2 separate regions of the Homo sapiens genome follow, and region 2 is linked to region 1. The links are chromatin loops, found by intact Hi-C in ENCODE. Cell type or tissue: prostate gland. All regions are shown on one strand. Each heading gives the region's core, and the rest is flanking DNA. Links, peaks and the distances in the headings are about the cores only.

What was found. A loop is a pair of places that touch in the nucleus more often than their neighbours do. Peaks named below come from ENCODE experiments on the same cell type or tissue, not always from the same donor. Only the 100,000 strongest peaks of a DNase experiment are listed, where the experiment ranks them.
Region 2: a loop joins it to region 1, with 3 times the contacts of the local background. A loop is called at or near these places in 3 of 110 quality-filtered maps.

Annotation. Positions count from the first base shown.
Region 1 is chr1:55,572,496-55,588,364 of GRCh38, forward strand. No RefSeq gene overlaps it. Among named protein-coding and RNA genes, the nearest start is that of MIR4422, 350 kb to the left of the region's middle. In prostate gland, for the core only: no CTCF peak of the experiment used is centred there; a DNase peak (open chromatin) is centred at 8,604; H3K27ac peaks cover 7,110 bases.
Region 2 is chr1:55,439,889-55,455,757 of GRCh38, forward strand. No RefSeq gene overlaps it. Among named protein-coding and RNA genes, the nearest start is that of MIR4422, 220 kb to the left of the region's middle. In prostate gland, for the core only: no CTCF peak of the experiment used is centred there; a DNase peak (open chromatin) is centred at 3,793; H3K27ac peaks cover 1,811 bases.

The DNA.
Region 1 (15,869 bases), core at 4,433-12,432:
AACTCTAAGAAGGATCCTTCCTGCCTTCTTCCTAGCTTCTGGTGCTCTAGGCAATACTTAGCGTTCCCTGGCTTTTGGACACATTACTCCAATCCCTCCCTCCTTTGTTACATGGCATTTTCATTGTGCCTCTCCTCTGTGTCATCACATGGCTTTTTATAAAGATGTCATTTATTGAATTTAGGACTCACCCTAATCCAGTATGACCTAACCTCAACTTGATTACATCTGCAAAGACTCCATTTCAAATAAGGTTACATTTTCAAGTACTGGGGATTTGGACCACGACATACCTATTTGGGGGCATAATTTAACCCACAGCTGATGCCATGACTTATATTCTTCGTACCTAGAGGCAGATGTATTTTAAGCTTGGATAGTCCCAAAGATACCTGACACTAGTCAGCCATGGCGTCAGTCCCAGCTGGAGCCCTGCCACAACAGGGCAGAAGTCTGGCCTCATGTCCTTTGGCGGATGCAGTAGGCAATAGGGCAGGGTGTAGGTCACTGACTCCGAAGCTCCCTCATGGCCTCATGCACGAAAGCACACAATCCTGGATGTGCTACAGCAGGAAGTACCAAGGCCGGAGTGGAGCACTGACTCTCTCATTAGTATGCCATAGGACCCGCACAAGCCACTTCTCTGAGCATCCGGTCATTACTTTATTGTTTTGTATGAATGAAAGAGCAGACACTTACTGGGCATTTGCTATGTGCCAGAGCAGGGGCTGGGGCCTGGGATACAGAAATCATTAAAATTCCACCCTCAATGAACCTAGCATTCATAGGGGATAAATCACTCTCTTGTGAGGTCTGAAGCAGATCAAAGCTCTCTATGATTCATAACATGCTGTACACGTGTCAGCAGCAAAGATAACTCACAGGGTTCAGGCCAGGAAGGCCTTTGTGACAACCCCACGGTTCCTCCATTAGGTCTTTGACACCTGTAAACACGGCAGCCTGAAATTCAGAGGAGGACATTCACTTTTTATTCACTTATATATTAATTTGAGTATCGATCCTGTTCCAGGCACACGGCTAGGTTCTGAAGATGCAACAGTGAACAGAGCAGGCACTGGCCCTGACCCAGGCGACTTCCAGTCTACAGTAGACACAGACATTCAATAAGTGACAAGTTCTAACTTTCCCAGAAACTCTTGCTTTGGCCTTAAAGATCGCATAAATTTTTTCAAAGTTTTCAACATTGCATCTCAATGGATTCCAGACATAAACCCAGTCCTCTGACTTTCATTCAAGATCCTTTCCACCTTATCAAACTGGTCCTTTAGGAGACAAGGGCAGGGCCTGCCACTGCTCAGAGAAGGAGTGTTGTGCATCTCCCATGAAGTCCTACCTGGGAAGGTGCATGCTAAGGATTAAAGTATTGGCATGAGGAAGGAGTTCTATTATTAGGGGGGCATATGGATATATGCAGATGCCTGTGACTACGTGTGTGTGTGTGTGTGTGTGTGTGTGTGAAGAGAGAGAGAGAGACAGAGGGAAAGAGAGAGAGAGAGAAAGCAGAACATGCACACAAGCTGTCATGTGGGTTCCTAACTCCAGACCTTGCCTTTCCTAAAAGTTTTAGGTTGAATCTTGGTTGGGTTTAGCATTGCATTCATCTCTTTTCTGTTGGGGTTCCTCTTCCGTAAGATGCACAAGATGTTTGCCCACTACAAGGGACAGGAAGTCACTCTTACCTAGAATAAAACTTTACATTGTTGGAAAATACTCTTCCCTCCTCTCCCCTTTCCACATTCATCCTCTGAGCAACAGCCTTGGGGTTGAATTAGAAAAGAAAAAGAAGGCAGGTTTCCTGTCCTTAAGGAGCTCACTCATGTTTGAGGGTCTTAGAGAAGTAGACTGATAATGACAGTGCAATGTGGTGGGTGCTAAGTTTGGGCACAGCAGTACCCTGTGCTTATCTTCAAGGCAGCAGCTGACTTAGAGCACTCACAGAGGCCATCACTGAGGAGGTGACCCTGGGCTAAGTTTTGAAAGATGCATAGGTGTTAGCAAAATAGAGGAGAAGGAAATTCCAGGGACAGGACACAGTGGATGCAAAGGTACGGAGCCAGAAAATAGTAAGACATGTCCCACCCACCCGCAACCTCGGAGGGAATGGAGGGGGCGAATCAGGGCAGCCCCCCTCCTCCCCTCCTCTCCAAGCATTGTGGAAAAGTTGTTCATTGATTAGTAAGATGCCAAGACGGAGATAAACGATTGAATACTATTGCAGGGATCACTGTGTATTAAAGGGTCACTTTTAGAGCAGGAGGGAAGCCAGGGCCCAGCCTGCAGCAGGGAGACCCAGCCTTTCCCTCTTTCCCGTCACACATGTGTTCCAGTACGTTCATCTCTGGTCTCTTGGCCCATAGGGCTGCCTGGCTGATGCTATGATCCCAAGATTTGAATTTAGGCTTAAGGGCTTATGAAAAAGCTCCAGAAAACTCCACTTAGAGGTTTTGGGTACAAGTCCAGCTATTAATACAGTCTTTGATTTTTCATGTGTAAGGGTGCCTGAGCAATCCTGGATCCCTGGTCTAATAAAACCCAAGCTGTAGCCCACAATTGTTCCTAACACCCTCTTTCCTGATGCGCTGGCATCCAGCTTTCTTTCTTCACTTTCCTCTTTTTCAGAGGGACCACCAGGCTCAAGCCAATCTCCTGTTGCCTTTTTTTCTTTGTCTACTTACCCCACTGTGTCCTGTGTTTTATGTGTGTCCAGATCATCCTAAAGCCTGGAGGGAGGCTCACATCATTTTCGCCTTTGGATTCTCCATAGCCTTGAGTACATCCAGGGTAAATGTGTAATAAACCATGGATTCAACTTTTCCTGGCTGTGAAAGGAGAAATTAACATTAGTGTTGTTTGTTGTGGGTTTTATCTAATGTGGTTTGTTCATTCACACCTCCAACAACTCTTCACTGGGGGCCAGGAAAGAAGTGATCCTAAGTACTTGTCCTTATGGCTTACAGTCTCACTGAATCCTCCTCACTATCCTTATGGTTTGTTTTTATTAACCCAAAGTTAACCAAACAGGAAGCAGAGCGACTGAACAGAGAAGGCCACCATGTTTGCAGGTGAGGCTTCTGGGACTTGAACCCAGGTTTGTAAGTCATGGGGGCAGGTGTCCTGGGGAATGGCCATCTCTGTGGTACTTTCTGGCTGGGCTCCCTTGGCTGCGTTGCCAGCACAGCCAATGCACATCACTTGTCTGTTGCTGTAACTGCAGCCACCCACTTCCTCCCCACTGTGGCAGCATTTCTAGAACCTGGCAAGGGACAGCTGTGGACCCAAGCCAGGCCCATTACAAGAGTGTTTTTTCTCCTCTCTAAAGTGGCCTATCCTGAAATGTGTGATGCTGTCTCTACATGGCCATAATTTGAAGTTCCCTCCCTTTTAATAATCCTTTTAAAGAAAAATCACAGCAACACCCACATGATTTGTGATTACCAGAGTAAAAACCACTTTTTTTTTCCCATCATCCTGGCATCTGGAGATGAGCAAAGCAGAGGAACAGAGTGTTACGTGCTGTCTCCAAACACCTTGTCCCAGGCAGGCGTTCCCTCCAGCACAGCCAGCCCAGCAGTTGGGAGGCTGCTGCCCTGGTCCCCACTCTGCCATGGAAAGAACTTGTGCCAATTGCTTCATTCTCACACTGATTTTCCCAATAAACACACACTGCACCCCTCAGTGCCACACCTGTGCTGGGTGCTAACTGAGCAGAGACACAGAGAAGTGACCTCGTCTCCAAAGATGTCCCCAGCTGATGGCCTAATGGGAAAGGCAAATCTCCCTGCCAGAGCTGGATGAGTGCATAGATTCTCACCAGGCGAAGAAAGGAAAGGCATTTCAGGCAGATGTCACAGCAAAGGCAAGGAGTGGAGGCTGGAAGAACAGCTGAGTCCAGGGTAGGTGAGGAGTGCAGTGTTTGTGGAGGGAATATTTACTTGGAGGGAATGTGGCTGGAAAGGTAGGCCAGAGCCACCTAGGGAGGGCTCCAATGAAGACAAGGAGTTGGCTTTATCCTTTATAAGCTGGGAAGACACTGAGATATTATAGACGCAGCAGATGATTCTTGCTGCACCCAGGACTGGGGTGGGCTGTGGGGGGGAATGTGTTGAGTCTTCAAAAACATGGGTATAGACAGGCATTAGGGCAGATAGTAAAATGTTTTTTCTTTCTTTCTCTGCTTCTTTTTCTCTCTCTCCCTTGCTCCCATTCTTTTTGTTTTAATAAAAAATATTTAATCTATTTATACTCAAAGCTAAGAAATATGTTGCACTGATCTATGCCCAGGTAACCGGGATGCAGAGGAAATATTATTAAGGAATTAGAAACACATGATTTACAATCTCAGCCTTCCCACTTCAAAATTAACACCTTCTATGATTTGGGCACTGCGTTCAGCATTTTTACCAACATCGCCTCTAATCCTCACAGCCTTGCAGAGTAGATTAAAATAACAACAGCCACAACAAGAACAGCAGCACATACACAAATACCATTTTTTTACTGAGTAATTATGTTCTAAGCACTATGAGAAGAACTGTAAAGACAACAACCTTGTTGAAGCAGGTTGTGTTATCATCCCTGTTGTGCAGATGAAGAGACTGAGGCTGAAAGAGCACAGAAAACTTGCCCAGGCCATTGTGTGGAAGAGCTTGTCTGACTCCAACCCCACACCTGTCCACACTACCATCCTGCCGCTTATCACCCAGCCCCCTTCTCTCCAGACACGGGGTTGATGGCCCTTACCCTGCTGCTGTACATAGGTGGTGTGAAGGTTAAGTGAAGAATTATTTTGCAAATTGCAAACAACATACCAGTACGTATCTGTGGAGTGTGATTATTATCAATAAAAATTATTGATTCCAGATAGAAAAATAATTTTAATAAATGAATGCCTCAGCCTCCCTGAAGTTGGCTTTATTTTTATAAAATATAAATCCTTAGATTTATTTGTGTTGTTTATTAGATGCCTAAGCCACAGATTGCTTCATACTCTAGTAACATTGAAAAGCAAAAACAATTAGGAAATGAGTCAATAACTTAGCAGCTGATTTTTAAAGAAACTTTTATTTTGTTGATCAAAGATTTCTTTTATAGTGGGTTGATTCTAGTACAGGCAAGCATTGGTAGGTCCAGATAGTTTTGAGGATATTAATTTCATTTTGGAAAATGGCTCAGACCGCACCCACATATCCAGGTGTTTCCAGGACTACGTGAAACCCAACAGGAGACCTTTTGTCTCCCTTCTTCAGAGCATTTTACAAAGCATATTTATCATCTCTGGAATGGTGGTGTATGGAGCCAGGCTGGGCGGCCAACAGGAGGAAAGGGTGGGTGGGAGGCACGCTTTGTTCCAGAATAGAGTGCCTTTCCTGGATGTCAGGAGGGTGGAAAAATGGCCCCTTCTAATAAACACAGATGGCCTGGGTGCATCCCTGAGTTTTTACTTTAAAAGGATAAAAAGTGAGCCGTACCTTCAATTGGAGACACATGGGAAGCCTGTTGGGCTCAAAGAGCTGGCTGCCCTGGGAGACAGGAGAGGCTGCCTTCCCGGGGCTCTCATCTTCATCATCCCTTCTCATCATCTTTTCCACACCTCTCTGCAGCCCTACCACCAATTCCCTGCCCTGAACCAGGCCCAAGATACCTCAGTTTCTCCCCGCTTTTACCCTCTCTGCTCTGTGTCTGTCATCGAATTACTTCATAGACCTCTGTGAGCCTTGGTTTCTTTCTGTGAAGCACTATAAAGCAGCAGTCCTGCAGGGAAGATCTGGGAGGTCAGTGAGATACTTTGTTCTGTGTAAGGTACTAGTCAGCACCCACCTTGGAAGTGCTGGGGAAAGCTTGGGACTTACAGCTTCTGCTCTTCACCTCCTAAGTCAATTGCATGGAGACAGGTGTTTCATACCACCTGACCCCTGAGTCTGTCTCTTCCTCTCTTTTCTATAATTGCACAAATCCCTAGGGCATTCTTTGTTTCATTTTATCCTCACATCAACCATGCTGGGAAGATCACTGTACTATTTACCTATTGCTATGTAGCAAATTACCCTAAGATGGAATGGTTTAGAAGAACAAGCATATATTACAATGGAAAGGACTTGGGATGATAATGATGTGTCAGTGTAAGTTCATTCATTTCTGAGAGTAGAGAGGTTGGGAGGGGCTTAGTTGGTTGGTTCTGGATCCGTATCTCTCATGAGGCTGCAGTCAAGCAGTTGGCTGGGGCTGCAGGCATTGAGGACTGGGTTGTCAATTTCCAAGCTCAAACTCACTCAAAGGGCTGGGGTTGGAGCAACTGGCAGGAGAGTTTTGCTACTGCCAAATGGGCCTCATCATAGTGCTGCTTATGACATAGCTGCTGGCTTCCCCCAGATACAGTGAAGAAAGAGAGCCACCAGAAGGAATGCTAGCCACACTATCTTTTATCACCTAATCTTGGAAGTGCTATAGCATCACTTCTGCCATATTCTGTTGGTCACACAGGCAACCCTGGTACTGCATGGCAGGGGACTCCACAAACTGTGGATACCAGGAGGTGGGGATTGTGGTGGCTGTCTTGGGGGGTGGCTACCATGGCCACCCAGAAAGTGAATGGCAGTACTAGCTGATCGCCTGTTTGTGCCCTGGACAGTAGGCCTGCCAGTCACTGATGTGTGGGAATGAAAAGATGCAATGCCTGGCAATGTGCCCAATAGGTATTTGATGAAGAAATAAAAGATTGGTTTTTCTAAAATAGTTCTGATTGGTTTTTTTGCTACTAAAACCATCAGCATTGTCTGATGGATTAAGTACAAATTTCTGACCCAGACATTTATAATCTTTCTGAATGTGGCCCTAGTCTCCAATTTCAGTTTCCAAACTCAAGTCTATGCTCATGTCACAGTTTCTGCCTGGGCTGCCCTTAAAGTTTTGAAATACAGCTCCTCTTCAAGGTCAAGCTAACTAACCCCACCTTCTTTGGTGTCCACGTCTCCTGTCTCCTTGCCCTTAGTAGCAGCCTCCCTGGTTCCTGATGGTGGTGCGCTTGCTCACTCAGGCATTCTATTGACCTTTGAAGTTGGTGCTCAACAACTTTGGCCAGAAAGGAAGTTTTCTGCAGAGACTGGCAATGTGTTTCTGACTATGTCTTACATATGTTTTTTTCCAATATAGCTTTTCTTGTACCTCCAGAGGACAGGCACATTTTTAATTTAAACACACCCCTAAAGGACTTGGCATACAGAAGTGACTGCCCATCTCTTGCAGGAAGTTCAGTCTCAAATTCCTTTCCTCCTACCATTTCATGAGTGACATGCCAGGCGGAATTTATTCAGATGAGGTCTTCCTACACTGGTAGAATGAATATTTTTGATTCCCTAAGTGAATTATTCATATAAACTTCAGAGTTGGAAAGTTTCTATACAGAGTCAGTGGGGAAGTATTTGTCTAAGATATCTACCCTACCTAGCCATTAATAAAATGTCCTACATTTAGATGCCACATATTTTATAGGAGTCACATATTTTATAACATCAAGATAGAAGCAAATAGATCCTTATAACAGAAAAGTTTTACAAGTTTTAAAATCAGAAAGTTCTAGATATCGAATTCCAACTGCAATACTTTCTAGCTGACCACTTTTGGTCAAACCACTCATTGCCATTTCACCAAAGATAAAACTGAGGTTTGGAGAAAGATGACTGTCAGCATATAACCTACATATAGTAGGAACACAATATTAATGTATATAAATGCATATATGTAACTTGATTGCCTCTGGGCTTCAGTTTCCTCTTTTATAAAATAGGAATTATAAAACGGGAATTAGATGTGGCATATATTACATATATGTACCACTTTAAAAGCTAAGCCTCAGTGTCTTAATCTGTACAATGGGGATTATTATCTCTACTCTCTCCATCTCATTTGATCCCCACAGTTGTGTGAGGTAAAGCAAGTGAAGCTTCTTTGTGGGGCACTTTCCTTTGTGATAATGCCCTTCATTAGTAGCCTGTAATCATGGTGTAGGGAAAGAGCACAGGCTCTGTGTTCTGGAAGTCCTGGATTCAAATCCTAGCTATTGAGCTTACTAATCATAGGGGAAATTAGCTAATTCCGGAATGTCTTTGATCCTTGGTTTCCTCCTCTGTAAATGGAATCCTGTCTGGAAGAGTACCCGGAACATGGCAGCACCTTTTCATTCACCGCTTTGTGCCACTTAGGTGTTGGTGTTTTTCCCGGTAATTGAGAGAATGGATGAGACGTATGAGTGAGTTTTCCCTATGGGACAGCATAGCAGTTTCTCATCCTACAGTTTCCAATTCGTGAATGGCTTTACTTTAACAAAATGACAGATAATGAGAGGGAAAGTAGTGTTTGAATGCTTAGACGCCTGTTCTCTCCAATGTCGCAATGTTGTCAAGAACTATCTTTATTCCCTGATTGTCCTGGAGAAGAGAAACATAAAAGCCTTATTCATAGTTTTAATTCTCATTCCAGAGAGGAACAGTGGGTTCTTTCTCCAGTTGTTCTGTCCTTACTGGGGAGGAGCCCAGGGACATATTTCACAGCTAAGTCAACTGCTTTTCTTCAAATTCAGATTTAATCCTTGAGTGAAATGAGTCACTGGCTCATCCAGTTAAGATCATCACCCACTTTCCTAACAAAACTTCTCTTCAAAGAAGGACTCGCTCATCCATCAGGTATTTATTTAGCACTCACTACATAGTAGATACTGTTTTGGCAGCTTGGAGCAACAGAGCAGGAAATAAGAGAGGCAACTAGAGCAGTGTTGTATGGTGGAAAGAACTCTAGTTCTGGTGCTGAGAAACTTGGCTTCACCTCCTGGTCTCGGAACTTACTTTCTGTGCAGCTCTTTGAATCTGGGGTATAACAGATGCCTGTTTCACAGGATTGTTTTTATTTATTTGTTTATTTATTTAATTTTTTTGAGATCAAGTCTCGCTTTGTCATCCAGCCTCCTGAGTAGCTGGGATTACAAGCATGCGCCAACATGCCACTAATGCCCAGCTAATTTTTGTATTTTTAGTAGAGATAGGGTTTCACCATATTGGCCAGGCTGGTCTCGAACTCTAGACCTCAAGTGATCCACCTGCCTTGGCCTCCCAAAGTGCTGGGATTACAGGCATGAGCCACTGCGCTTGGCCCCATAGGACTGTTTTGAGGCATGTGGTATTCTGGCTAGACATCTGAGGTTCAGACGGACTTCGGATACAATCCCAGCTATGCCACTTAAGATCATGTGGCCTTGGGCAAATCACTTCACTTCTTTGAACCTCAGTTTCTTCATCTACAAAACAGAAATAATAAGGCATCTCTTGGAAGACTGTTGGGATGGTTCAGAGCTAAGAGCAGCAAATGAAAGAGTTTTGTGAAATTCAAGGCAGGGAGAAGATTTTTCCAGGCCAAACTGAAATTCCTTCTGATGTTTCTAGCTTTTCCTGAGGTTCTTTCACACATTTCTTAATTAGACCTGCCTGAAGCAGGCTGCAAGAAGACTAGAATCTTTGTCTTTGTTTCTTCCATTACTCTTTGAAACAGATCCTTGGTGGCTAAAACCCAGAGTGAAAACAAAGTAACTTATCAAGGTAACTTTTCAGCCTGCTTGCCCTTGTCACGGGTCTACCCTGGACAAGGGTGGGCCCTTCTGGCTTTGCTCTGCATGTGAAGTCCTGTGCTTTTATGACCCAGGAGATCACTGTCCCTCCTCTCCAGCTCTTGCTATCAGGTCATTTCAGCAAATGTCTCTCAGGGGCGTTCCCTCTAGATGGGGCCAGAGTTTCCCTTCTTTGGCTCATCCTGCATATGCAAATACATCTACTGAATCCTGGCATTCTAAACTGTGGGTAGTCTGGGCCCAATAGCCTTTTAGGGCAGGGCACTGTGAGTCAATAATGGAAAGTTAGAGTCGCTGGTGTCCTGGATCTAAGTGTCTCCATCCCTCCACCCATTAGAGAGGGCGGAGGCCTCTCTAAGGCTCTGCAAAAATTTTCCATATGGCAGGATATAGAAGCACACTCCAATGGAGCCCAAACCTGCTCTGGAGTTGGCCTGATGGCAGAACTAAGGGCTCGGTGATCCTTCTAGGGCTCTCTTGGCTAGAATTGATACACATGGACCTTTTTTGAGGGGCAATGGAAGGAGGAAGGAATCAATGCATGGCTGAGAGCCGAACAGAGGGTCAAGGATGTTAGGGAGGGTGAAGGGATTGTGTGGCATCTGTGTCCCTGCTGTCTGGAAAGCTGGGACATGATGGGTAGATGGTGGATATTCATAAGGCATGGAAGTGAGAATTGATTCACTGGTGCAAAAGCAGGGGCATTTTTCACCATTAATTTCCAGTTATCACGAGCTTTTATAGCACTGATTTTACAGGGCCACACTGTCAGTTTTTCAAGTCTGATGCCTACTTGGGAGATTATTCCAAGCTTTTCTCTCTGAAAGCCTCAGTTTCCTCATTTGTAAAATGGGAATGACAATAATTCTTGCCTCAGATCCTGGGTGCAGAAGTCAAGTTGGATGTCAACATATGAAACTCTTCAGAAACTCTAAACCCTGGGCAGTTATTGGAAATCTAGAAGGAATGAAACTAGCTTGTGAAAAGCCTAAGGGAAAAAGGGAAAGGGGCAGTTATACCTGTGTCAGATAGGCTCATGAATGGAAAACTTGGCTGCAAGTGGACCTCTTTGTTCAAAACAGAACATTCCTACTTATTAGCTGATTCTTGAAGTGGTCACTTCCACAGGCGTCCACTGTGGTTCTGGTCAGTGGAGGCCTCAGCATGCGAACATTCGCCAGGATGGCAGATTTTGAGCCTGTTGGTGACACCTGGGTCATCACAAACTTAGCGAAACTCTTTCTTCCCATGAAGGGAGATTGATTCCAGAATCTAAGTTTGGGCCAGCAGGTTATTTGAAACTAGCTCTGGGTGTCTTAGAAATACATGGGGAGGAAGAACAAAACGTTTGTCTTCTTTGAGCTTTTGATGGGAAGGCCTTTGAGCCTCTTCCTTTTCTTTTCCTTCCCTGCACCCCCAGGCTCCTTTAGAAAAAAAGGTTTATTGTGAGCTCATAGAATCATAAAATTTTGGACCTGGTTCCTGGTGGGAGGACCTTGGGTTCATTGAATCCAATCCTTCCATGGTACAGCAAAGGAAATGTGGGTCCAGAGTAGGAAGGATGTGTACCTGAGGTAGCACAGCCTTGTCATGTTGGGAGACAACTCGTTTCCTGCTTCTTAGTGAAGATCCTTCAGTCAACTAAGAAGTGGGTCCAAACTCTCCTCTCACCCTTAGGATAACTCTCCAGGCATATAGGATTTCTTGGACCTTCATATTGAGTTTCTTAGGGAGACAGAGCAGTGAGCCATCTGAGGCTTTGTGTTCTCTGCTGCTCCCGTTGTCTGAGTCCTGTGGCCGCTGAGCCCTGCTGCCACTCTTCCCGTCCCAGACTCAGTTACTGCCACCAGGGCTTGGACTGAGGTGAAGCAAGAAAGGAAGCCATCTGCCTGGGCAATTACAGGAACTTGAGAAGAAGGCTTCCTTAAATTTTCACCCTAGGCCCTTCACTTGCCTCACCCTGATGCCAGCCTTGACCTCTTCTGGCATTCCGCAAACGTGTCATGCCCTCTCCCACCTCAGGACTTTTGTGTTTGCTGCTTCTTTTTGGCCTGGAACATTCCATCCCTGAGAGCTGTGTGGCACCCTCACTGCCTTCTGTCTGGGCTCTAAGATCACCTTGGAGGGAACTTCCCTGAGGTGGGGTGGCTGTGTCTTCTGTTTATCCCTCACCCAGTTTTATTTTTCACCCCAGCACTCAACAACTCCTGACACGTTTGTTTACTTCTTGCCTTGACCCTCCATGTGGTATGAATGACGGCCCCTGAAAGTGGCAGAGTGGGGGCAACCCTCAATACATATTGGTTGACTAAAGGATGGAAAGGCTGAGCAGGGGTCACCTGTCTTGCCTCCTCCTTCAAGATGTGACTTTCCATTCCATGGAGTCACTCTGGCTAATTCTTTGGTTTCATTGTCTCCTTAAAAATCTCTCCAAAATATTCAGGCTGAAAGTGCTTTGATGTACCAAGTTTATAGTACACACTCAGACCTTTTTTTAAAAAAATTCACTTTCATCTAACTTTTTGTATTAAAAAATCCTATAATCCCATAACCCACCACCTAGAGGCAGCGTGTTCATTGAGGTTGTTTGCTGTACTTCACATGTGTTTATTAAGACTGCAGTGAAATGGCTGTAAGTGGTAGCTGCTTGTCTGGCAGAGGAAGAGCATCCCTCTGGCCCCATCAGGGATGCTCTGGCACAACAGGTAGGATCTTCATCATTGCCCTCCCCATTCAAAGCCACCATGGCCCCCTTTGCCTGAAGACTGAGGTCTCAGCTCCTCCTCCACAGGGCTCTTGAAGTTCTGCCACACTGGGCTCAACCCCTTCCCAGTGCTCCCTCCCTTTTGCACCCTTAGAAACCTTTGCTCCAGCCAGACTTGTCTCCTCATTATCCTTCCAATATCTGCGTCTGCAGCTTTCTCCCTTAGAAACCTCATTATTTCCACAGCTTCAATTCCCCCACCCCCACCCCATTCTTTGTTTCCAGACCTCAGCTACAGCTCAAATTTCAAATTGCCTGTTGGCATCTCTTTCTGTGAGCCCTGCCAGCAACTCAAACTCAGCATGGCCAGAGCCTGCCTTTATTTTCTCTCCCCAAATTGTCCTCCTCTTTCCTCCCCACATTTCTATTAGGAGTCCCATCATTCTCACTGACACCCAAGTTGGAAATTTCAGAGTCTGATTAGCTTTTCTTTTTCTTTTGCCACCACATCTAGTGAGTCACCACATTCTATCAGTTCATCCTAATGATAGCTGTGGGTATGTTATTAGTCCATTTTCATACTGCTATTAAGAAATACCTGAGACTGGGTAATTTATAAGGAAAAATAAGTTTAATCGACTCAGAGTTCCACATGGCTGGGGAGGCCTGACAATCATGGTGGAAGGTGAAGGAGGAGCAAATGTACGTCTTACATGGTGGCAGGCAAGAGAACATGCATAGTGGAACTGCCCTTTATAAAATCATCAGATCTCTTGAGACTTAATCATTATCACAAGAACAGCAAGGGCAAAACCTGTCCCCGTGTTTCAATTACCTCCCACTGGGCCTCTCTCACAACATGTGGGGATTATGGGAGCTACAGTTCAAGATGAGATTTGGGTGAGAACACAGCCAAACTATATCAGGTATATTGACTAATCACAGACCCACTATGTGTCAAGTAGCATAGTAAGTCCTCACCTAATGTCATCCATAGTTTCTTTTTTTTTCTCTCTCTTTTTTTATTATAAGTTCTAGGGTACATGTGTAGAACGTGCAGTTTTGTTACATAGGTATGCACGTGCCATGGTGGTTTGCTGCACCCATCAACCTGTCACCTACATTAGGTATTTCTCCTAATGTTAACCCTCCCCTAGCCTCTCCACTCCCAAACAGGCCCTGGTGTGTGATGTTCCCTTCCCTATGTCCATGTGTTCTCATTGTTCAGATCCCACTTATAAGAGAACATGTGGTGTTTGGTTTTCTGTTCTTGTGATAGTTTGCTGAGAATGATGGTTTCCAGCTTCATCCATGTCCCTACAAAGGACATGAACTCATCCTTTTTGTGGCTGCATAGGATTCCATGTGACTGTGAAACAAAGTATAAAAACCAATTATTTTTCTTATCAAGATTATAAGGAAAGAAAGGTGAATGTGAGACATTATTCAAGGACCTGCTGTTTTGCTTCAAGTCACAGTTCCTAAGAACCTATTGATAACATTGAGGATTTAGTGTATTGTCCACAATCTCCAAAATGAGGCTGTATGATGCTTAGGGTACAAGTGAAGCTGGGGTAATACAGGGACCCAGGTATTCAGTGGCCTAACTTAAGCAGGTGTTTATTCCTCTCTTCTGTAATAGTCCAGAGGCAATAGTTCAGGGAGAGCAGGACTCTTGTCCTTTTAGGGCAGCTAGGAATCCAGGCTAGTAGGTCAGTCTGTTGTCTGCATTGTGTCTTTCTGAGACCACTCCAGTTGTTTCTATTTTCCAGCCTGCAGAAATAATTAGGCTGGGAAATTAGCAAGTAGCTGAGCCTGTCTTTGGGAGTGACTTGAAAGTCACACACATCACTTCTGCATGTGTCGCCCTGGTCTGAACTTAGTCTCATGACCACATCTAGCTCCAAACAAAGCTGGGAAATGTAGCTTCTAGCTGGCTACAGTTAGAGAACTTAAGTTCTCTAACTCTATAACCCAAGTGCCTTCACCCTGTCACAGGCCCCCCATGACCTAGCCGTTGCCTCTGTTGGTCGCTGCCTCCATGACCTGGTCTCTGCCTCACTCCAGCCTTCTCTCTCTCTCTGTTCCTTCTCTTGCACTGACTTGTTGTGGTTGGCCTGGGTACCTCCAGGCTTGGGCACATACCTGGAATGGTTTGTCTCCACAACCTGCTGGGTAACAGCTGTTTGTACTTCATGACAGCTTGGGTGGTTTCTTCTCCAAGAGGCCTTCCCTGACCTTCTCTTCTCCTCACTAGATTAGGGGATTCTTCCAGGTTCTCAGGTGTTGCATTCCTCTATCATAGTACTTCGAAAATTATTATGTATGAAATACTTGTAAGCTTGGTTTCCCTGCTAGCATACACATTCCATGAAGAAGGTCCACAGCTTTCATCTCAGTGCCTCCAGCACACAGCACAGAATAAGAAAAAACACTAGGGTCCCCTTAAGACTGCAAACACCTTGAGGATTGGCCCATGATAGTTTTATTCATTCTTCCTTTCATTCAATGAACACAGACATAACTCTCATACTCAGCAGATCAGACTCAATGCTTTGGCTGGTTGTAATAGTTTTCTAGAGCTGCTGTAACAAAGAACCACAAACTGGGTGATTTAAACAACAGAAATTCCTTTTCTCATAATTCTGGGGGCTGGAAGTCCAAGATCAAGGTGTAGGCAAGGTTATTTCTTCTGAAGCCTCCCTTATTGGCTTGTAGATGGCTGTCTTCTCCCTGTGTCTTCAGAGAGTCTTCCATCTGTGTGTGTCTGTGTCTTAATCTCCACTTATAAAATCACCAGATTGGATTAAAGCCCATCTAATGACCTCATTTTACCTTAATTACCTCTTTTATTTATTTATTAATTTTTTTTTGAGACGGAGTTTTGCTCTTGTTGCCCAGGCTGGAGTGCAATGGTGCAATCTTGGCTCACTGCAACCTCTGCCTCCTGGGTTCATGCCACTCTCCTGTCTCAGCCTCCCAAGTAGCTGGAATTACAGGCATGCGCCACCACGCCAGGCTGATTTTGTATTTTTAGTAGAGACATGGTTTCTCCATGTTGGTCAGACTGGTCTCAAACTCCCAACCTCAGATGATCTGCCCACCTCGGCCTCCCAAAGTGCTGGGATTACGGGCGTGAGCCACCACGCCCAGCTCCCTTAATTAACCTCTTTAAAGAATGTATCTCCAATATAATCACATTCTAAGGTCCTGGGGGTTAGGTCTTCAACATACAAATTATGGAGGGACACTATCCAGCCATAACACTGGCATAAATTGTGTGGGGCAAAGACGGAAGAACAGAATATGACCAGGAAGGGTAGAGAAATGTTCATGGGGAATGTTTGCAGAAGTCCTCAGGACTATGAGGTCCTCAAGGGAACAACTGTAGCTCATTCCTCTCTGTATTCCTTGTGCCTAAAGCAGAGTGTGGCTTGCAGCAGATGCTCATAAGATAGCCCCAAATAAACAAATAAGCCAATGAATGAAGCAGCATTTGGTCTAATAATGCTGCTATTTGGATGGCATAAC
Region 2 (15,869 bases), core at 1-8,000, 140 kb before region 1:
TATCCAGATTCTACAAAGCACTTAAACAAATTTACAAGAAAAAACAAGCCCATCAAAAAGTGGGCAAAGTATATGAACAGACACTTCTCAAAAGAAGACATTTATGCATCCAACAAACATATGAAAAAAAAAGCTCATCATCACTGGTCATTAGAGAAATGCAAATCAAAACCACAATGAGATACCATCTCACACTAGTTAGAACGGCAATCATTAAAACGTCAGGAAACAACAGGTGCTGGAGAGGATCTGGAGAAATAGGGAGGCTTTTACACTGTTGGTGGGAGTGTGAATTAGTTCAACCATTGCGGGAGACAGTGTGGTGATTCCTCAAGGATCTAGAACTAGAAATACCATTTGACCCAGCAATCCCATTACTGGGTATATACCCAAATGATTATAAATCATTCTACGATAAAGACGCATGCACACGTATATTTATTGCAGCACTATTCACAATAGCAAAGACTTGGAACCAACCCAAATGCCCATCAATGATAGACTGTATAAAGAAAATGTGGCACATATAGACCATGGAATACTATGCAGCCATAAAAAAGGATGAGTTAGGCCGGGCGCGGTGGCTCACGCCTGTAATCCCAGCACTTTGGGAGGCTGAGGCGGGTGGATCACGAGGTCAGGAGATCAAGACCATCCTGGCTAACATGGTGAAACCCCATCTCTACTAAATGTATAAAAAATTAGCCGGGCGTGATGGCGGGCGCCTGTAGTCCCAGCTACTTGGGAGGCTGAGGCAGGAGAATGGTGTGAGCCCAGGAGACGGAGCTTGCAGTGAGCCGAGATCGCACTACTGCACTCCAGCCTGGGCGACAAAGCGAGACTCTATCTCAAAAAAAAAAAAAAAAAAAAGGGATGAGTTCATATCTTTTGCAGAGACATGGATGAAGCTGGAAACCATCATTCTCAGCAAACTAACACAAGAACAGAAAACCAAACACCATACGTTCTCACTCACAAGCGGGAGTTGAACAATGAGAACACATGGACACAGGGAGCGGAATATCACACACTGGGGCTGTTGGGAGGTGAGGGGCTAGGGGTGGAATAGTATTAGGAGAAATACCTAATGTAGATGATGGGTGCAGTGAACCACCATGGCACGTGTATACCTATGTAACAAACCTGCATGTTCTGCACATGTATCCCAGAACTTAAAGTATAAAAAATAAATAATTAAATTCTCAAACTGTATAAAATTTAAAACTTGTATGTCAAAATAGCATTAAAAATTAAAAGCCAAACAACACACTCTGAAATTGATTTGCCACGGGTGTGATATTCAAAAAATATCTTTATATAAAAAGCTTATGCATAGTGATAAGAACATAGTAAGATGTGGGAGAAAAGTGGGTCAAGGGTGTGAATTATACAATTCTCAGAAAAAGAAACAACAGTAACTACCAAACTGAAGAGTAATTCAGGCAATAAAATAGAAAAAAAGCTAAGTTTATCTATGAAGTGAAAGATTTAAAGAAGCAGTATTCATATTGTGCTGAAGCGAAAATAACGTAATATAACCCTAATGGAAATTAATTTGACAAAATGTGTTATAGACTTAAAGAAATGTATATCCTTTGATCTAAATATTTTACCAAGAGAATTTTCTCCGAAATTTATGAGAGGTGTGGAAAAGATTTCTATATGAAGAATCTCATTATAGCCTGATTTAGAAGAATAAAAATATCTGGGGGAAAACTCCCAAAGCCTAACAATAAGAGAATGCTTTTATAAACTATGGTGCAATGACAGAATGTTACAGAATTATTTTCCTTGGCAAATGGTCACATATGTAAAGTATGATCATATTTACATAAAATTCACCTCTTTACAGACAGACACACACACAGAAAAGACATTGGAGAGAAATAAACTGACATGCTAACTGTGGTATTCTCTGGATTGTGGGACTACAGTTGTTTTTTATTTTTCTCTCTATTCTTTTCTGTGCTTTCTCTTATTTTTCTGAGGAATGTGTATTCACCTTTAGATTCAGAAAAGAAACTTAAAATATTGATTAAACTAATGCTGTCTAGCAAAAAACATAACTTTATTATTACGAACAAGTGAGTAATGTAAATGGCTGTTATTAATACTAATGACAATTATTCAGTACTTAATATGTAATAATATATCAATATTATTACAATGATTTAAAAAGTAATAATTGAGTATTTATTATATATAAGGATTTAGTTAATAGTAAGGATTATAATCATTCTTGTTGTATAGATGACAAAGCTGAGACCCCTGATGAATAAGTGGCTTGCTCAAAGTCCGAGAGCTTTAACTGGTGGAACCAGGGCTTGAACTAGGTTTGCTTGACACTAAGGCCCCTGTTTTTCACCACCGAAGTTCAGGTGAATTCTCTTCTGGACAGCATGAGATATCTCGTGGGACAGCCCTTCAAAGTGAGTCTACCTCATAAGACAACATGGGTCACAGCCTGGGGCCTGCTAGAAGCTCAGCCCAACATTATTTGATAGAATCAGTTAGTTGTCAAAGCATCAACTTGAAAAGAGAATTCAATTTTCCCTAAAGTTGAGGAAAACAGGCTTTCTTCCCTATTTCCTTCAGTGAAAACAGGGAAAACACACACAAGAGAGTTCGAGTGCTAGATGCTGACCTTTTTCTAAACAAAGCTTCTGTTATCCATTTTCTCTGTCTTCCTACCTGACCCAAACCTCTTCAGATGGATGCAGTTTTCTTCTTTAAAAATATTAGTATCTTCAAGCAGGTTACAATCAAGGCCTCCGAGTCTAGGTGCCTTCCTACCTCCTTCCAGTGGCTGTGATGCTCCATGAAGTGTTTATATTTAACTCATGGAGAGCAACCTTATTTTTCTAGTTTTTTTTTTTTTTTTTTCCTGAGACAGAGTCTCGCTCTGTTGCCCAGGCTGGATTGTGGTGGTGTGATCTCGGCTCACTGCAACCTCCACCTCCTGGGTTCAAGCAGTTCTCTGCCTCAGCCTCCCAAGTAGCTGGGATTATAGGCACCTGCCACCATGCCCGGCTAATTTTTGTGTTTTTAGTAGAGATGGGGTTTTACCATCTTGGCCATTCTGGTCTTGAATTCCTGACCTTGTGTTCCACCTGCCTCAGCCTCCCAAAGTGCAGGGATTACAGGCGTGAGCCACTGCACCTGGCCTTTTTCTAGTTCTTAAGAAAGAGTGGTGTGTGGCCTGAGTCACTTCGGTCTCTAAGACCTGTGGTCTCCTACCACACCTTGCAGAGTTGTGGTAAGGATTAGTGATAGCATGCCGAAAGCATATTATTCTGTAGACTCCATGAAGGCAGGATAAAGCCAGCCTTGTCCCCAGATGTATCTCCATTTCTTAGCACAGTGCCCTGCATGCAGCAGGTACTCAGCACATCTGTGATAAGTAGGAATGTGAATGAATAAACATAGCACATTACCAGGGAGACAGTAGGTACTCAACAAACCCTAGCCATGATACACTATTACCCTGCTGCTCTCTGGCCCTTAGTCTATGCATCTGTATTAACAAGGGCTTGGACTAGTTGGTCTCTAGGGTACTCTCCAGCTCTGACATTCTATGCCTGAATCCAAATACTCCAGAAGCAACCTGGGGCTCAGGGAGGAAAGATGATCTTCTCAGCATGTGCACAGAATTATTTGGCGTGTTCTCCATGTGAGACGAAGAGCCTGTGTACCGTCCTGAGGCTCATTCTGCCCTCTTCAACACACCATCTGGACCTCTCCACTTGGCAGTTTGCAACATCTGTCAGAAGTGCTTGGTGCCAGGATGACTCTTGCTGCAAGCATGTCCTTGGAAAGCTCTGGAAATAGGGAGCCTGCCGGGAGTTTATGTAACATGCTGAGTGGCCAGAGGACTGTGCGCAAAGGGCTCTGATCCCATAGCGGGTCAGCCTGCTATGACCACTCAGGGTGACTCAACTGATTGTCACATGCAACTTACAAACTGCTGACGACAGAGAGCACTGTGGTGAAAGGGACAGGAAATTCTGCCTCTGCTTTATATACTTTTTGGTGGTTATTCCCCTTTTTATTCTAAAAAGGAAGGATTTGAGATTGCTGACTCAAATACAAAGAATATAAAAAATAAATTAGAAAATCAGAATGAAAGGTGTAGGGGAGAAAATATTTCTTTCCCAACCTATTGCAAGGTTTATGACTGATATCCCAATGACAAAGACAGATTAACAAGAGAAAAGCGTAACTTATTTGTTTAATATAGTTTTACATGACTGAGGAGTCTTTGGAAATGAAGGCCCAAAGATCCAGGGAAAGCTGCATATTTTTATGGACAGACATAATAGAAGCTTGATTGAAGGACAGAAGGGTATCATCCAATGGTGCAAAATTAGGGGGAACTTAGCAAGGTTTATTTGTTCAGATTCTTCTTGGCCTCTGGATATAGGGCAGGACACTTCTGGAATGAGGGTCTTGTGACCTACGTTTAGGGGAGGTAGGTCAGAGAATTCTTTTGTGGCCTGCTTCAGGATAGAAAGGCCAGAGAAAGTCAGAGAGACCGTCCCACTTTTATAGTTTTCTTAATTTCCTCCAGCTTAAAGTCCTCCGTGTGTCAAGATGCCATATTTTGGGGTATTATATTGTGAGCCCTGACAAGGGAAAAGACTTGCTGGGGGTCTCTTCTACTTGCCTCTTCAGACCTACTCCACCTGCCGTCCTGCTGTCTGCCCTGGGGCACTGACCATGTGGCTTATATCTGGATTTTTACTGGCTTTGGCCATGGGGCGCACCAGCAGGAGATCAGAGGGAGGAGGGGAGTGAGGTCCTGAAGTCACTTTGGGCAGGCTGTGTCCTTCCCTAGAGGACACAAATCCTCTCAAATTGACCTTCTCAGTAAGACTCTTTCTTTCTAGACAGGTAATTGCTCTGTCTCCTGGGACTAGTGGTGAAGCTCCACTGTTATTGGCCCCTGGATAGTGCACTGTCTGTTGTACTTCCCCTATCTCCTGCCCACAGCTCTGTAAATAGCCCCGTTTTAAATAAACCTTTCTTGAATTATCTTAAATTGAGTGTTCCCTCTGTTTCCTGTTAGGACTTGACTGATACATAAGGATAGAAAATACAAGAGGGAACCAGAAATAATGCTCATGGATGAGATACAAATTGTAGTGCCCTGTACATGTGCCAAAAAAAAGATGTGAGTGTGTGCTATCCGTTTGACTTGAGCTTCCTAGTGACCAAAGCAACAGAACCATAGGAGGAGGTCTCCAGTCATCATTTCTTACCACCAGAGTCTAAGGGACCTTACTACATAAAACTCTGTCACTCCCATTATCTTGTGGGTTAAACTGTGTCCCCCAAAATGATAAGCTCAAGTCTTAGCCACTAGTACCTATGAATATGATCTTATTTGGAAACAGGGTCTTTGCAGATGAGACCACCTTAAGATGAACTGATAGCAAAGTGGTGTGGGCCCCTAATCCAATGACTGGTGCCCTTAATGAAGAGAGAAATGTAGACACACAGAAACATACTAGGAGGATGCCATGTGAAGATGGAGGCAGAGGCTGGAGTAATGCCCAACTAGAGGTTAGGAGAGACACATGGAACAGTTTCTCTCTGAGTCTCTAGAAGGAACCAAACTGGCCGACACCTTGATTTTGAACTTCTGGTCTCTGTAACTATGACAGAATAAGTTTCTGTTGTTTTGAGCCACCCAGTTTGTGGTACTGGGTTATGACAGCCCTAGAAAGCAAGTACACTTTGAAGTGGCATCAAGACTCTTGATATGACTATGCCTACTTTCTAGCTTCATCTCCCACCACTCACCGGCTTGCCCTGTTTGTCTGGTTCTTACATCACTGTGCTATCCCAGAGTCCTCAGCCTTTTGGCTGTATTCTTATCACAGCCTGGATTGCCTCTTCTACTTTTCACCCTGATAGATTCAGCTCAGGCGTGGCTTTCCCCAGGAACCCTTCCCTGGCTCTCCCAGCTGTCTTGGGTCCATCTCCTTTGAACTCCCATATCATTGATAATAGGCACCTGATGCATTTGTTTCCCTCCCTCAACAGTAACCTCCTCAAGAGTGATATCATGTTCCTCTTTGCATCCCCAGGGTCTAGAACAGTGCCTGGCACACAGTAGATTCCCAATAATATAGATATAAATATCCTCAGCAGGATATTTGTTTGGGGTACCTGCTACCAGCCAGGTACTTTTCTAGCCACTTCATATGCACTTCATTTGTGGTGAGGAAATTGAAGCTTGCATAGGATACTGTCTAAGTTATGTGTCCATAAGTGATGGAACTGGAATTGAAATTAGATCTGACTGACTATAGTCTAGTCTCTCCCATTCCAATCTGCTGCCTCTTTACATTGGACAGAAAGAGAAGGGCCAGGTTAGGGAGGATCTAAATGCTAGATTTTTGTCCACAATAAACTCATCTTGAGCAATCAGCTTTGAGCCCTGCATGAATGTTGATCAAATGATTGTGTATTTACTAAATCTCTTTTTGCTTTTGCTCAGGAAGCAGAAATGTTTATTTCTTTAAAAAACACAGTTGATAAGTGGGGCAATATGGATGGGATACTCAGTCCTTTGAAGAGGCTGAGATTTCTATTGGCAGAACATTAAAAATGAGAGATGCTGGTTTTAAGTCTGAATAGCAATGCCATTTTTCATTGCTGTGTCATACTGTGTCTGTGCAGCTCAGAAATGATCGCACCACCCAGACAGCCATTCCTGTCTGTGTTCCAGCCTGCCTTCTAGAGAACACACATTTGAGGAGTGGACCTGTGAGATGATAAAACAATGAGAAAGGCGGACAGGGAAACTACCTTTCATTGAGAAGTTAGAATTTCCTTTTTAATTTAAACCTTACTATCCTTCAACCTAGTTATTATTATGCCCATTTTGCAAATGGCAAAGCTGAGGCTCAGAGGGGAGAAGAGGCTTACTTCGATGGGAATATATATTCAACGGATATTTGCAAAAGCCTGCTATGCACCAGGCACTAGGCTGAGTGCTGAGAATTTGGTGGTGAACAATAATGACAGCTCCTGTCTTCATTAAAAATAAAAGGCCGGGCGCGGTAGCTAACACCTGTAGTCCCAGAAATTTGGGAGGCTGAAGTGGGTGGATCATTTGAGGTCAGGAGTTTGAGACTAGCCTGGCCAACTTGGTGAAACCCCATCTCTACTAAAAATACAAAAATTAGCCAGGCGTGGTGGTATGTCCCTGTAATCTCAGCTACTTGGAGGCTGAGGCAGGAGAATTGCTTAGACCCGGGAGGCGGAGGTTGCAGTGAGCCGAGATCGTACCACTGCTCTCCAGCCTGGGTGATGGAGTGAGACTCTGTCTCAAAAAAAAAAAAAAAAAAAAGTAATGGCAAAACCCACAATTACTTCTGCACTAACTCAATAATATCCTTGTGAGGCAGAAAGTAATTAAACAGACGAAAATCACATATGTCTAAGCAGTGTGACTTTTTATTACTAATGGCAGAACTGGGGTTCAAACCTGGATGTGCAAGGCTTCAAATCCCAGATTCTTCTTGTGTATTTTTTCTTTCTTTTGGTAATGTCCCTCATTGATAATACTCATTTTCTGGTGCCTTTTTAGAGTATTGTCACTGAAAAACTTATGTCCAACCCAGAGGTCTTAAATAAGTTGATTTGCTTCTACTTAATCATAGGAGGTTTCCAGAGGGTCAAAGTTTGGACTCCTAGCTCTACTTCTTACCAAGTGCGTGAGCTTGGGCAAGTGCTATGACACACCTATTTACTTTTAGTCGTCTGTACTATGAAGATGATGTAAGGCTCAACAGAGAAGATGAATGGGAAGGTGCTTTGCAAACACTAAGGAACTCTCCAAATGCTGGAGACTATTAAAAACAAGCAAACAAAAACTTGTCCACCCTCATCAGTGAATAGCTACAACTATTATTCTAAGCACATAATTATTCTAAATAATATAAGAGTGGTGGTAGGTGAGGTTTTTTCTTTGCAGAATATATGCAACAGAGGCTTTAAGCAAATTAATAGCTAAATAAGATTAGAAAGGATAAAAATCGGATTTACAATCAAATAATATTTAAGCTAGTTTTCTGGTTTTTCAAACCTCTTTTAGCTATAGTATTTGCTTATAATGTGTTAACTACAAAATTTAGTTTTTTTTTCATTTACCAAGTAAAGGGAAAAAAGCAAACATTAAGTATCTCAACCACCAGGTTGAAAGTGGGGAATTCTGTATTTCAAATTCTTGAATCCGCACTCCTCCTTCCTTTGCTTTTAGATGAGGGAATTGTTGCTTGTAAACCTTTGCTCCGTGACTGTAGCCCCATCCTGAAAATTCTGTATTGTGTTCTTCATGAGGAATATTAACAGCTAGTATATAGCAAGGCCTTTATTTTCTGGAGGAGTTACACTTTCTTTACCTCATTTTGTAACAGCCTGCAAGTTAGTCTCTATCTTCCAGAAACCCAGCTAAACCATGCTTTTTTTCCTCTGTGTCTCTGGGGCCTATAGACCACATTGACTGTCACAGAGTAACTGCTCAGTAGATTATAGCTGTTGATAAAATACTACTAATAATACTTTTTATGATGACTACCATTATTATATCACTACATAAATATTTTTGGAATGAATATGTGGAAATTAGGAAGTAGGCCAAAAAAGAGCTGTGAATGGTAAACAAATTTTAAAAATTGTGTGTTTTCTCAGGCCCTCATTCATAGCCTATGGTTTCTTATGTTTCACAGAGTTCTAATACTCTCAGCATTCAGGTTATACATAGCAGATTAGAAGTACCAGAATATTCTCATAAAAGGAAAAAGTGTGCCTGTTTTTAGCCACCAAATCCTGAAAGGTTATCAGTGATCTTTTGCTACTGAGGGTAGAATTGAAATTGGATTCTGGGTTTGAATCATGGCTCTGCCACTTACTCGCAGAGTGTGATGTGCGGCAGGGCGTCACTTCTTTTTAGCATTGGTGATAATAATATCCATCCATAGGGTCATTAATAAGGAAAACAGTATTTGTATAACTCTGTATTGTACATAGCCCTATCTTCTGCCTGGCTACTATAAATCTCCTAAGAATCCGAAGCCATTGGTATTTGTATCCACAGTTGGCCAGGGAGAAACACCAGGCCTGGGAGATGAAGTTGTGCCTCTCTGGCTGGACCATTAGCTAATGGCAAAGCTGGCGTTAGAGCCTGGCTCTTTCTCCTCCCACCCACCCACTTCTTAAGTGTAATTTTTATGACAATCAAATATGATAAAATATGGTTTTAGAAAGGAGATTTCTCTCCTCCATTTTCAAAGACTCTTCAATTTGCATGATGCCTTTGAGTGAACAAGAATCCCTTCAGTGCCTACTCTATCAGCCCTATGAGGAGAGGTGATGAGTCTGCAAAGTACCTATATCTAGTGGTACATTAGGGCATTTATAGGAAAAAGCAAATAAAAAAATCAAATGTATCCTTATAAGTGGCAAGGAAAGGGAGACTCGATAACATGCAAAAAGGAGAAAGCAATATGATGAGTGAGGCAGTATTGGAATGACACAGCCACTAGCTAATGAATGCCAGCAGCCAAAAGAAGCTGGAAGATGCAAGGAACAAATTTTCTTCTAGAGCCTCTAGAATAAACATAACCTTTCCAAGACCTTGATTTTTGACTCAGTGATACTGATTTTGGATTTCTGGCCTCCAGAACTGTGAGAAAATAACATTTTTTGTTGTTTTAAGCCACCAAATTTATGGTCATTTGTTACTGCAGCCACTGGAAACTAATACAAGGACTTAGGGGACAGTGAGCTGCTGTTGGCCATGCAGAGGCAGGACATACATTTGTAGTATCTTGAACCTCCGATTTTACTAGTAGAAATAATGGCAATAATGTCCAAGCAGTCCAGAGAAGTGAGCTGACTCTGGAGTAGCCAACATCTATGGCAGCCTTGAAGAGGTGAACCGAAATCCAAGGGCCACTAGGAAGGGAATGAAAAGACTAGGATTCCTCTAGGACTATGAGGAGAGCCGTGCCCTTACAGAGGCTGATGTGAAGCATCAGCACTAGCCACTGGTAAAGACAGTGGCTCCCAGCACAGCAGGGGATTCCTGGGATTATCAACATGGAGGCAGAGGAATGAAGAGGCATTGGGGGTGAGTGCTTGTCTCTTGGCAAGCACAGGCCCATCTGTAACACTGGCAGTGCCTGGAGCAGGAGTTTAAATGGGACTCATATACCATGTGTCTAAATATTTTATAAGTTGTAAATCAACTTAATAAGCTGTTAAGTAACATATTTTGATAAAATTAAAAAAGTTAAGTTACAGTTTTTAAAGGAGTGAAAGTTGGCAAAGTATAAAAAATGACTGAATTTAATTATTATTGAATATATCTAAGCATCCTATTGACAAGCCAATAATGTTTGAGTGAATGGTAAAAATGGAAATTCATGTAATTCATTTATTTTTATAAAATTTATAAAATTAATTTTTCTAGCCTCCATTGCTGCAAAATTAACAATTATGTTACTGTAATCAATATTTTGACATAATTCATGATCTATTGATAGTAATATCTTCTTAATCTTATATTTTACCTATACGAAATTGAATTGGAAAAATGTTGACTTCTGGTTCTAGCCTTCTGGTCTAACTTGGTCCAAATTCATTTTCCCTCTGTAATCACTAGAAAAGTGGAAAAACAAATGAAAACAAAAGTTAGAGGAAGAAAACAAATGAGTCCAATGATGACTTTGAGTTCAGCACAGAGGCAGTTTTTTGGGCTGTGGTACAGGGAGGGAGATGTCAATTAGATCATGGCAGTCCCACTGAGTTGAGGAATTTGAGATCAGGATTTAGGTAGGTGGACGTCGCTGGAATTTGGTGACGAGAATACCAGAGACGAGAGAACTACACAGTGAAAAACTTCACATATCTGCATAGGATTCCTCTTGAGTTTGCTGCTGGATATTAAGCTGCACATGCATAGTGTGAAACTCTGAAACCAAGGAAAGAGTACCTGGGGAGTTGTAAGCAGAATAATTCCCAAAGCTCACAGAGTACTGGGAGATGTTTGCATTCTAATCAGCCAGAGTGAAGAGAACCAAGGGATTTAGTAAATACCAGAAGGGTCATGCTTTATTAGAAGTACTAAATTGGCCCTAAATTAAAAGCTACTCTATGAAGCATAAAACCAGTTTTGAAAGGATCAAGCTAATTCACAATTTAAGCCACCAGAACAAAGTCTAACACTCTTTAAAGGAAACAAACAAAATCCAGTGCACAACAATGTCCAGGATCCAATTGGAAATTAGTAGATACATTAGAAAGGAGGGAAATAAAATTTTTTTAAAAAGAAGAAAAACCAGCCAACTGAAACAAACCCAGAAATGACAGATAATAAAAGGAGCAGATAATAACTTTAAAATAATTATAAATATGTTCAAATATTTAATGGAGAACATGGACACAATAAATATTGAAATGGAAGATATAAAACAAGTGAAATAGAAAACTTTCTTTCTTTTCTTTTTTTCTGAGATGGAGTCTTGCTCTGTCGCCCAGGCTGGAGTGCAGTGGCTTGATCTCGGCTCACTGCAAGCTCCGCCTCCCGGGTTCATGCCATTCTCCTGCCTCAGCCTCCTGAGTAGCTGGGACCACAGGCGCCCGCCACCATGCCCGGCTAATTTTTTGTATTTTTAGTACAGACAGGGTTTCACCCTGTTAGCCAGGACGGCCTTGATCTCCTGACCTCGGGATCCACCTGCCTCGGCCTCCCAAAGTGCTGGGATTACAGGTGTGAGCCACCGCGCCCGGCCATAGAAAACTTTCATAGATAAAAAATTCAATTTTAAACAAAAAGCTCACATTTAATAGGATTAAAACACATTAGACATAGAAGATAAGTTCAGTGGAGCAATATACTAATCTGCATTAGTCTGCTTGGGCAGCCATAACAAAATACCACAAACAGGGTGGCTTAAGCAACAGAAATGTATTTTCTCACAATGTGGAGGAAAAGAGACCAGAGCAGGGTACCATCCATGTTGGTTTCTGGCAGATGTCTTTTCCTGGCTTTTAAATGGCCCTTTTCTTGCCATGTTGTCACATGACCTATTCTCTGCGCACAGAGAAAGCTCTGATATCTCTCTTCTTTTTGTTTTGTTTTTTTTTTTTTTAGATGAAGTCTTGCTCTGTCACCCAGTCTGGAATGCAGTGGCGCCATCTTGGCTCACTGCAACCTCTGCCTCCCAGGTTCAAGCGATTCTCCTGTCTCAGCCTCCCCAGTAGCTGGGACTACAGGCACACGCTACCACACCCGGCTAATTTTTGTATTTTTAGTAGAGACAGGGTTTCACCATATTGGTCAGGCTGGTTTTGAACTCCTGACCTCAGGTGATCCACCTGCCTTGGCCTCCCAAAGTGCTGGGATTACAGGCGTGAGCCCCTGCGCCCAGCCGGTGTCTCTCTTCTTATAAGCACATCACTTCTCTTCAATTAGGGCCTCACCCTTATGACCTCAATTAACCTTAATTTCTTTCCTAACAGTCCTATCTCCAAGAAAAATGTGACTGTTAGTTACATTGGGGTTAGGGTTTCAACATATGATTTTTAGGGGAACACAACTCAGTTTACAACACCATTTAAACTGAAGCACAGAGAGAAAAAAAAAACTTAAAAGGAAAGCACGAAGCTTCAGTGACACCTGGGATTAAATAAGCAGTCTAATGTCAGTGTAATTGAAGTCCCAGAAAAGGTATGGGGAAAGAACAGAAAGAATATTAGAAGAAATAATGGCTGAAAAGTTTTCTAAATATGATAACAAGCTATAAATTTTTAAATCCATGATACTCAATGAATTCTAAGCAAGACACACATCCACTCCCACACCCACCCACCCCCACACACATACCCACACAGCTAAAACATGTTGTAATCAAATCGCTGAAATTCAGTCATCCAGCAATAAAGAGAAAATCCCAAAAGCAGCAAAAAGGGGGAAAAACATATTATGTAAAGACAGTAATAATTTCTGTAAGCAAGATTAACTGATGAATGATAAAATTTTAAAGTTTAAAGAAGGACAGGATTTGGGTTCTATTTCAAAGTATTATCCCCAAAATAAGTACTTATTAATCTAAAGGAAAAAATAGAAACCTTATGGTAGCGAAACATGAATGACCCCACCTTAACAAAGTAATCAAGGTTAACCCCCAATAAGGTGTATCAACTTCATGTATTGCCTACTATGAGTGCTGAGAAGGGCATATTACCTCTGAGGTTTTCTTCCCCATACTGCATAACTTCAGTCCATTCATAAAAGAACAGTATAAAAACCCCAAATGATGGCTATTCTACAAAATCATTGACAAGTACTTTTTAAAGCCTCAAAGTCATGATTAATGAAAGACAAGGAAAGGCTGAGAAACCGTCACAGATTGGATGAGTCTCTAAAGATATAAAACTAAATGCAATGTGGCAGCCTAGATTAGATTCTGGAATGTACAGAGAGCATTAGTGTAAAATTCTGGTGAATCCAAATAACTCTGATGTTTATCTAATAAATAGTATTATACCAAGTTTTAAAAAATTGGATAATTGTACTAAGGATATGTGAGATATTAACCCCAGGAGAGGTTGGGTGAAGGATATATGGGAACTCTGTGTACTATTTCTTGCAGTCATTCTGTACACCTAAAATTATCACAAAATTAAAAGTTAAAAATAAATTTCCCAACAAATCAAAAATAAATTTCCCAAACAAAACATAATAATACCCAGATGGCTTCACTGGTGAATTCCACCAAACATTCAAGAAAGAAATAATACCAATCCTAGACAAAACCTTTTTAGAGGAAAGGGGAATAGTCCCTTACTCATTTTTATGAGTCTAACATTACCCTGATTTAAAAAGCAGACATAGATATTAAAAGAAAAGAAAATCCAAGAATAATATCCCTCAGAAATATAGATGCAAAATGCTAGCAAAACATTAGCAAATAATATCAAGCAATATCCTGTATTTATCTCAGGAATATAATTTTGGTTTAACATCTGAAATTCAGTTATGTAACAAAATGATATTAATAGAATAAAGGAGAAAACAATATGATCATCTCAATAGCTAGAGAAAAAGTATTTAATGACATTAAACAGTAATTTATGATAAAATTTCTCAGTAAACTAAGAATAGAAGGAAGCTTCCTTAACCCAATTTACAATAAAACCTACAATTGATCTCAAACTTAATGCTGAGAATAAATATTTTTTCTCCACATTTAAGGATATCCATTTTCACCAGTTCTACTCAGTAATAACTAGAGATCCTAGACAGTCAATAAAACAAGAGGAAAAAAGGTACTTGGAAAAGAAGAAGTAAAATTATCTTTGTTTGCTGATGACATGATCATATATGTAGAGAATCCCAAGGAAACTATAAAACACTACTAGAACTAGGTGAATTTAGCAAGGCCATTGGCTACAACTTCAATATACCAGTCAATTGTACTTCTATTTATAGCAAGGAACATATGGAAAATAAAATTAACACAATGTAAAGTAGTATCAAAAAACATAAAATAGAGTAAGTTTATTAAAATATATGAAAACTACAAAACACTAATGAGAGAAATTAAGACTTAAATTAGTGACATGGTATGCCATACTCAAGAATCAGAAGACGATATTTTAAAGATGCCATTTATCTCCCAAATTGATCTACAGATACAATGAAATCACCCCCAAAAAATATCAGGAAGCTTTTTTTAGAATCTGACAAATGATTCTAAAATTTACATGTAAACATAAAGGACCTAAAATAGCCAAAACATTTTTGACAAAGAATACAGCTGGATGACTTACAGAACCTGATATCAACATATTCTATAAAATTGCAGTGATATGGCTTGGATCTGTGTACTCACGAAATCTCATGTTGAATTCATGATCCACATTGTTGGAAGTGGGGCCTGGTGGGAGGCGATTGGATCATGGGGGTGGTTTCTCATGAATGTGTTAGCACCATCCTTTTGGTGCTACTCTTGTGAATGAGTGCTCAAGAGATCTGGTTGTTGAAAAGTGTGCAGCACCTATGCCTCCCCACCCTTGGTATTCCTGCCATGTAAGGTGCCTGGTCCGGCTTTGCCTTCCCCTGTAAGTAAAAGCTCCTTCAGGCCTTCCCAGAAGCAGATGCTGCCATGCTTGCTGTGCAGCCTGTGGAACCCTAAGCCAACTAAACCTCTTTTCTTATAAATTACCCAGTCTCAGGCATTTTTTATTTTTTTATTATTATTATTTATTATACTTTAAGTTCTAGGGTACATGTGCACAACATGCAGCTTCGTTACATATGTATACATGTGCCATGTTGGTGTGCTGCACCCATTAACTCGTCATTTACATTAGATATTTCTCCTAATGCTATCCCTCCCCACTCTCCCCACCCCACGACAGGCCCCAGTGTGTGATGTTCCCTACTCTGTGTCCAAGTGTTCTCATTGTTCAATTCCCACCTATGAGTGAAAACATGTGGTGTTTGTTTTCTGTCCTTGTGATAGTTTGCTCAGAATGATAGTTTCCAGCTTCATCCATGTCCCTACAAAGGACATGAACTCATCAATTTTTATGGCTGCATAGTATTCCATGGTGTATATGTGCCACATTTTCTTAATCCAGTCTATCATTGTTGGACATTTGGGTTGGTTCCAAGTCTTTGCTATTGTGAATAGTGCCGCAATAAACATACTTGTGCAAGTGTCTTTATAGTAGCATGATCTATAATCCTTTGGGTATATACCCAGTAATGGGATCGCTGGGTCAAATGGTGTTTCTAGTTCTAGATCCTTGAGGAATCGCCACACTGTCTTCCACAATGGTTGAACTAG